Linked DNA regions of Homo sapiens: region 2 is linked to region 1. Evidence: chromatin loops called from intact Hi-C (ENCODE). Cell type or tissue: PC-3. All regions are shown on one strand.

Region 1 (4,000 bases):
CAATGCAGGGAGAGTTCCTCAGATGTGTCTCTCCCTGGGGCCCAGCTCTCTAAGGGATCTCTCGCTCTCTCTCTCTGGGGCTGTTGAGCTGCTTGATGAGATGTCAGCCTTTAACTCGACGGGAATCATGAGAGAAAAAAACAGATTGTAGAAAATATCTCATTTCCCAATGAGACAGAGATTCTTGACATAGCTTGACCCAGCAGTGTAGAAAAATTCAAGAGAAATGCATCAGTATCTTTAAAGAACAGACACATCCTGTACATCTGAGCTGGGCTTTCAATACTGTCCCTCCTCCAGGCTCACTCAATATTAAACCCTTTCATACCATGTGGCTCCTCCTGAGATTCCATCATAACTGTTTAGGCTCAGATGAGGACAACTCAAACCACTCTATTTGGACCTCATTTTCTGCCCTCTGTCCTTCCTCGCCAGAAAAAGCATTTGCTCTATTTTGTAGATCATATCTGTTCTAAAGGTGGGAACATGGTCCCTTCATAGCTGATGGAGTTCTCTGGATATATCTCCAAGACTGACTTGGTTGGTTTCCAGAAATTCCCTCCTTTCTCTAACACTTCCCAAAGAAGGAAGGATCCGTGAACTCACCTAACAAATTTGTTCAGATCTGCATCTGGTCTCACATCTGTTTCCTTCTCCACCCACTTCACTGGAATGCTCTCCGAGTGTGGGGAGTGTTTGGAACAAATCAGAAGAAAGTTCCTATTTAATAGAAGGTGGAGTGTTGGTTATTACACCTGGGTCCCATCGCCATCTCGGGTGCATCTAATTCCTCAGGAGTCCTGTTCTGACAGCATCCTCCAGGCCTGGTGCTCCCTTCTCAGAATTTACAATGGAAGATTGGGTGGAGGAGGGACTGGCTTTGGTTTTGTTTGTTTTTTGCAGAGAACCGAATCTCTCTCTTTGCTTTCAAATTGGCTTCACCTTCCTCACCAAGGAGAGGCCATTGGGCTGAGCACCTGTGATGATACTGCCCTGGCTCCTCCTCAGCTTACACCATAACTACTGCACCCCAGATTTAAGGCTCACAAGTTGGACCGAGTGATCTCCACAATCCTTCTATAATTCTTTGAGCCTTTTTCATAGACTAAAACAATTTTCAAGTATAACCCCCTTTTGCTTTTCTCCTTCCCATCATTCATATTCAGCCAGGCTAGTTAAAATCAAAAGGAATAAAAAGTAACAAAAGTATATATGTGTGGCTATTATTAATAGGAAGCTATAATTTGAAAACCTCAATCTTCTCATTTGGAGGTAAGATGTGCAACGTCTTTACATGTATCTTTGTCTTTTCAGCCTCATTTCTTTCTCCTCCAGAAAAAGTATCCCCCAAGCAAACAAATAAAAAAATAGAATATATTTAAATTATAAGTAGAGAGGCCGAGGTGAGCAGATCACTTGAGGTCAGGAGTTCGAGATCAGCCTGGTGAACATGGTGAAACCCTGTCTCTACTAAAAATACAAAAATTAGCTGGGCATGGTGGCAGGCACCTGTAATCCCAGCTGCTTGGGAGGCTGAGGCAGGAAAATTGCTTAAACCCAGGAGGCAGAGGTTGTAGTGAGCCAAGTTCGCACCACTACACTCCAGCCTGAGTGACAGAGCAGGACTCCATCTCAAAAAAAAAGAAAAAGAAAAGAAAAAGTGTAAGTAGATATGCTTTAATTTAACCATCCCTACAAAATTAAATGATAGTAATACAGGAGCTAATCTTTGGAGATAAGTAAAACAACCTAATTCAGTGGTTCTCAGCCAGGGCTGATTTTGCCCCCCGGGAAATATTTGGCAATATCTGGAGACATTTTTGGTTGTCATGACTGAGGTGGGGAGGGAAGAAGTACCACTGGAATCTAGTGGGTGGGTAAAAGCCAAGGATGCTGCTAAACATCTTTCAATGCACAGCTCCCTACCACAAAGAATTATGCAGCCCAAAACGTCAATCATGTCAATGCGAGAAACCCTGGTCTAGAGATACCAACAGACCTAGATATACAAAACCATTATTTTTCCATACAACAGAGAAAGTCATGTATTCTCATTAATAAATAGTAGACTCACTAAGCCAAGCAGTCACATAAATAGCACAGTAAAGGTACTATGTAAATTTGAAAGCCAAGACTAAACAGGCAGGACTTGCAGCTTTTCCATAGGTGTTTTTTTTGTTTGTTTGTTTGTTTTTACCAGTTAGGCTCTAAAGAATGTTGCTGCCATCTAGGGGATAGAAAGAGAATCCCAAAAGCACCGTGTTCCTAGCTCCAAGGGCACGAGGTCCAAGCCCTGCAGGCACACTACGCACTCATTTCCCACGTTCCTACACTGAAAAGAAAAAAAAATACTTTGAGTTTTGTGACAAGCAATTGTTTAAAATTAAAAATACATCTATGTGACTCAGAGTCTACAGTGCCTTCAGTTAATTTGTTTTCTCCATTTCACGTGTGTGGTATGAAACTGAAAGTCCAGGTTTCTGATAAAGATAACAGATGTTTGCTGCCTGCTTTTATTTTCATATTTAGTTAGGGTAGAAAGAGGAGGGTCAATCAGTGGCCTCAGAACTCTCTGATAGGACCTCTCTTTCCACACACGCTTTTCTTTGGGTCATAGCAAGACAACAATAAGCTCTAGGGAAATTATAAATCAATAGAACTCCTTGCCTTCTTAAAAAAAAATAGGAAACTTTAATAATTAAATCAACTCTAATTAAAGGAAAATCAAGAAGAACCAGGGTTCAGAAGACAGAGGTGTTCCACCAGCCAAACATGCTGTTATTCCTACACACACACACACACACAGAGAACCCATGCGGATAACAGAGCCAAAAGGACTTCTCTAAGAGCTTTGAGAAGAGCATAGAGAGGGATTTTGCACTTCCGTCCTGTAGTTTTTGGAGAAGCTGGCTCTTGGGCTGCAGGAGTATAGTGTACCAGAGTTATAGGCCCCCTTTCCATTCTTAGCGGTGGTCTTTCTCAAGCTTCTTCATGGCTGCATGGGCTGAACTTTGGTTATTTTTCATGCACCAGAGGTAGAAAGCTTCCAATTCCTTTAACACAAGGGTTCCAAAACATCTTAAAATGATGCAAAAACTTATTTTGATCTTCACAACATGCCTTTGAAATAGGTGTGAATTCTATTTCTGTGTTTTAGGCAAAGAAACTGTTGTTTAAAAAGACTAGGACATTTTATTCTGACTGGCCCATCAAGTCCTGCAGATCCCAGTCCAGTTCATCATTCAGTTTGCAGCTGCATAAAATCGGATGGCTCTTCCTCCTCACTGTTTTAATGGAGCATCCTTTCCCACTTCCCACCTCTACCCTTGCTGGGGTCCTGCAAATACTACTATCCAGACCTTATTTTATTCCAAGGGAAAATGTTGAGGGAACTACCATCAGAGCAAGAGAAGAGAAACCTGTGTTATCACTAAGACATGATTCCACAATTGGCCAAAAAGAAGAATTATCTGATAATCCATGTGACCTCTTTTATAGCCGTCAGACTACAAGTCAATGGATGGAGGATGGATGGATGGATGGATGGATGGATGGGTGGATGGAGAGAAATAGGCAAGGCATGAAATTTCCATTAGCATTCCAGCATTTCTATGAATTTCCTATAGCCCAATTCTCCTAAACAAAGAATCTCATGCAATATTACCTGAGAAAGCACTATCCTGAAGAAATGCAAGGTGTTATTTAAGATAGACACTGTTAGTAACATTTACATTATATTAAATATTAATGTTTTGGGGATACAAAAAATTGTCTATTTACCTACTTCATGGAGTTATTGTCAGAATTGAGTGAGATACAGCAAGAGAAAGCTCTTAAAAGTTCATAAGCAGCACTCTGCATATATAACATGTCACTGTTATTGTCAAATACAGTAAGATAAATTGTCACAAAGTCATTTTCCCAAAGGTGATGTCATGTCTCCATAGACATGGATGCTTATTTCTTCAAGGATCACATATTCTGAGCACCCACCCAATAA
Region 2 (4,000 bases), 390 kb before region 1:
ACACTGACCTCTCTTGTTTCACTGATAAATCAATAGCCTTAAGATGGTGACATTTAAAACCAGTTGAATTATCAAGATTGAAGTAGAGACTGTGGTTCTCTTGGTATCACCACATTATAGCAGCATGACTACTTTGGCATTATTTTAATTTTCTGAGTATATTTTCCCTATTTGGAAAATGAAAATTACTTTGCAGGGTGTCAGGAGAATAAAATGAAACTAGGCAGGTAATTCACCCAGTACGGTGGCTGGGATATAGAGGTCCTCAATAAATGTAACTGTTAAGTGCAGAAGCAGAAGTGGAGGCTGGTGGAATTAAGTGAGCAGGAAGATGGTCAGCTGCAGAATCAAGGTCTGCTTTCTGGACCTGGTGCAGAGCTCCACCTACTGTAGTTGACCTTCCTCTCCAGTGCAGGTTGGAGAGTGAGAGCAGCAGTACAGTGCTGAGGCTAGGCCTCCTACAACTCTGGTACAGCACCAAGCATTTGAATCGTTTTGATTATTCCACACCAACCTTTGGGCATTCTGTACTCACATGTGCTCTCGCCCATTTGTGGTCAGTCAGGGCATGCCTGTGGAATTCCTTTTCCCGTAACAGTTGACTCATGGCAAAGCGCGCTTCATTTGTCAGGTTGCAGGAGAGAAAATTCCAATCATGCTCCAACTTGCAGGGTGGCCTCAGACCCTGGAGGTGAACTGCCCCTCAGAGCACACTGACTTTCGTCTACCCTCCCTTCAAGTCATCTCACCACTTCCTACTCAACCTTCACATATAACACAAATGCTACCTTCTCTGTAGCCTTCACTGACCTGTGTCATCAGTGACAATTGAGAAAACTCCACCTGTGACCTCATGTGACACTGTACATACTGTATCTTTACTATATGACAATTCTAATGTAGTCTTCTGATTACTTGCTCGTGTAACTGTCAGCCTCTACAATAGTTTTTACATCAATCCCTTTAAAGATTGTTCTAAATCTTGGATTTTTCTCATAGTTAAAGCACACACACATCTTAGGAGGATTACAGACATCTTGAAGTAGTCGTTCACTTTTAGGAATCTGTGGATCCAATGTTAGGAACTCCCACTCAAGCCCTGTATATCATCATTTGTGTTTTCTTTGCAAATCACAGCGACTGGAGCAGCATAGGCATTTGAAAAACAAATGAATAAATGAATGAACAAATGACAGTCTACCTAAAAGAATGACAAGATTTGTCCTAAAAATGAATGCAAAAGGATCTACAATTGCCCCAGAGAAAACTGGGTATTAGAGGGCCTCTGGAGAAACTGATCAACTCGTGGTGGCAATACATTCCAAAAAAGGCTTTATAGATTCATTGATCTGATCCGATTTTGATTCTCTTTCTAATGCTGCTGTGTAGTGAAGACCATGGATAGAGGGCAAAATTAGTTACACTCAGTTTCTGAAATACAAGCTATCACAATTTTTCACAGGGGCACAGGTTAAATGAGGGGAGATTATTTTCCCTTTTGGTCCTCTGTTTCTACTGCAGACTATTCAAAGGCAAATGGAGATTAATGTGTTTTGCGTTTTTGGAAAAACGGTGAAACTTCATCTACCAGTCTCTCCTTACAGATGTATCCCATCTGTTTCTGTTGCATGGGATTACAGCTATAGGCCTGGCATTGAAGGTGGTATGCACCCGGAGGGCTACCATCCTTCACATATAGGGGGCTGCAGTAAAAGGCTGGGGCATGGTGGGGCACAGGGAGCACTTTGTTCAGCTTCACAATAATGCCTAAAAGCTCTCAGACTGCGAGTAAACTCATTCTCCCTCATACCTGTCAGGAGAAGCTCTCAAACACTGAGAATTGAGGCTGGCCTCCAAATATCAGTATGAACAGCCCCTTAGAGAAGGGGCCTTTCAATCTATAAAAATCTCTATTTTGTCTTTTGTATGCCATAGCTTTAAGACACAGAAATTATTTCCTCTTCAGTGTTTCACAATATACCTACTTGAATAAGCCTCAATTTGCTTTAAAAAAAAATGAGAGAGAGAAAGATTATACAGAATTATTTTCCTTTGATGGTAAAGTCCACCTTCTCCCAGGGGCAACTGGCAAACTCTTATCCTCTGCTGCTTCTAGAGAAACGCCCAGTAATGAGAGCTGCTTTCCAGGCTCCTGTGATCAGCTAGAGGTCTCTAGTGGAAATCTAGGGCAATCACAGCTTTCGTCAGGTGTGGCTGCCTGGAAGGGCCCTGACAATAGTGCACATGGTTAAGAAGAACTGATAACAGCCACTTTCCAAACACATAAATATGTGGATTGACTAGAATTCCATTAGCTACATGTCTCCAACTTTAAGGATTCTTGGGAATTTCGAGATCTGGCTTTGAAAAGCGAACAAAAGATGCAATCAGTTTTTGCCTCTTTTTCCTTCTTGCCTGCTCAGAAACCATCTCTAGTTAGAGAGGTTAGAATCCTGAGGAGCTCTGAGAATATTACAAATGTGAGACACATTCTGCCATAAAAATTAGGGGCGGTGTGAGACTATGTAAATTCTCACAAGCTTGTCAAAAGCGGTAGGTTTGTAAATATCCAAGCTCCATGACAGTAGCATAAGGATAAGAATCTTTTCTTATACACAAGATGCCCAAGTGTTGCAGATTCTCCTTATCAGGCATTGCAGCATTTCAGTGTCTTTTTCTTTTTTTTTTTCAAATAAGGAATGACCACATGATTCTTTTAAGAAGGAAAAGACCAGCAAGAATAGAGAAACCCATTATTGGGTTTCATTTGTTTGTAGAGCCAACAATATCATTTCAGTAAAAAACAAAACACAACAAAAAAAGTGCTTCTAATACATAGTCAATAGGAGCCTTTAAACTTGCATGGATGTTTGGGAAGAAACTCTATTCTAATGAATAAGAATCTTCCTGCTTTTCATCCTTGAGGATAGAATGTGATTTACTGCAGTACCAAAAAGTATGTTGAAAATATTTACCCCACAGGGGGCAAGTAAAATTACAGTAGAGGACACGGTGGCTCAAGCCTATAATCCCAGCACTTTGAGAGGCCGAGGAGGGCAGATTACGAGATCAGGAGATCGAGACCATCCTGGTCAACATGGTGAAATCCCTTCTCTACTAAAATACAAAAATAATAATAATGATAATTAGCTGGGGGTGGTGGCGCGCGCCTGTAATCCCAGCTACTCCAGAGGCTGAGGTAGGGGAATCGCCTGAACCCAGGAAGCGGAGCTTGCAGCGAGCCGAGATCATGCCGGGCCACTGCACTCCAGCCTGGCGACAGAGCGAGACTCTGTCTCGCAGGGGGCAGGGGGGAATTACAGTAGAGGAAGCACGGGTAATTTAGCAAATAAGTGGATTGATCGTGCCAGTTTCCATTGCAATCACAAGATCCAAAACCTTCAGCTGGCAGTTGCCGCTATCAATAGGATTGTGGCAGGCCTGTAAAGGGTAGGGATTGGTTTTGGTCACCCGCATTAACAATTTTGAAAAGCGTACCATAATTATGACTACAAAGTCAGCACATTTTAAAGCCTAAATTAGGGAATCAAACAAACACATAAAATAAGTAAAGAAAAAATGTTCATGAAAGGGGAGGATTTTTATAGCAACACCAACAACAACAAATACCTCTAAGCATTGTTTCTCAACGTCAGAATGTTCAGATTCTCTTAAGGCCCCCACCTTAGGCACCTCTGTAATACTGCATGGTTCTGTATTTGTGCTACCAAGAAGCACAATTGCTTGCACTTGCTTGTTACATGACTCTATTCCTGTTGTAATAAATACTTCTTTATGTGTGGCAATATCAGTCCTCTTTAGCCCTGTGTCTGGAGTGTCTGGTGCAGTGTAACTTTTATCACAGATTTGTGAATTGCATTCATAATTAACACATGAATGTAATACAGTGACATATTTTCCAAAAGAATACTATTAATTATAATAGTAATGAATAGGTCCCAAGTAATAGGTCCCAATAGATAGGTCCCAAAGACATTTG

What was found. Hi-C counts contacts between places; a loop is a spot of excess contacts. Peaks named below come from ENCODE experiments on the same cell type or tissue, not always from the same donor. Only the 100,000 strongest peaks of a DNase experiment are listed, where the experiment ranks them.
Region 2: a loop joins it to region 1, with 20 times the contacts of the local background. A loop is called at or near these places in 35 of 110 quality-filtered maps.

What each region holds. Positions count from the first base shown.
Region 1 is chr5:57,497,821-57,501,820 of GRCh38, reverse strand. All of the region lies in intron 3 of RMEL3 (enriched in melanoma 3), which reads right to left. Among named protein-coding and RNA genes, the nearest start is that of ACTBL2, 17 kb to the right of the region's middle. In PC-3, a CTCF peak has its summit at 2,222 (motif pointing left); a DNase peak (open chromatin) is centred at 2,230; H3K4me3 peaks cover 341 bases.
Region 2 is chr5:57,886,231-57,890,230 of GRCh38, reverse strand. No RefSeq gene overlaps it. Among named protein-coding and RNA genes, the nearest start is that of LINC02225, 11 kb to the left of the region's middle. In PC-3, CTCF peaks have their summits at 389 (motif pointing left) and 2,169; DNase peaks (open chromatin) are centred at 560 and 2,160; H3K27ac peaks cover 1,089 bases.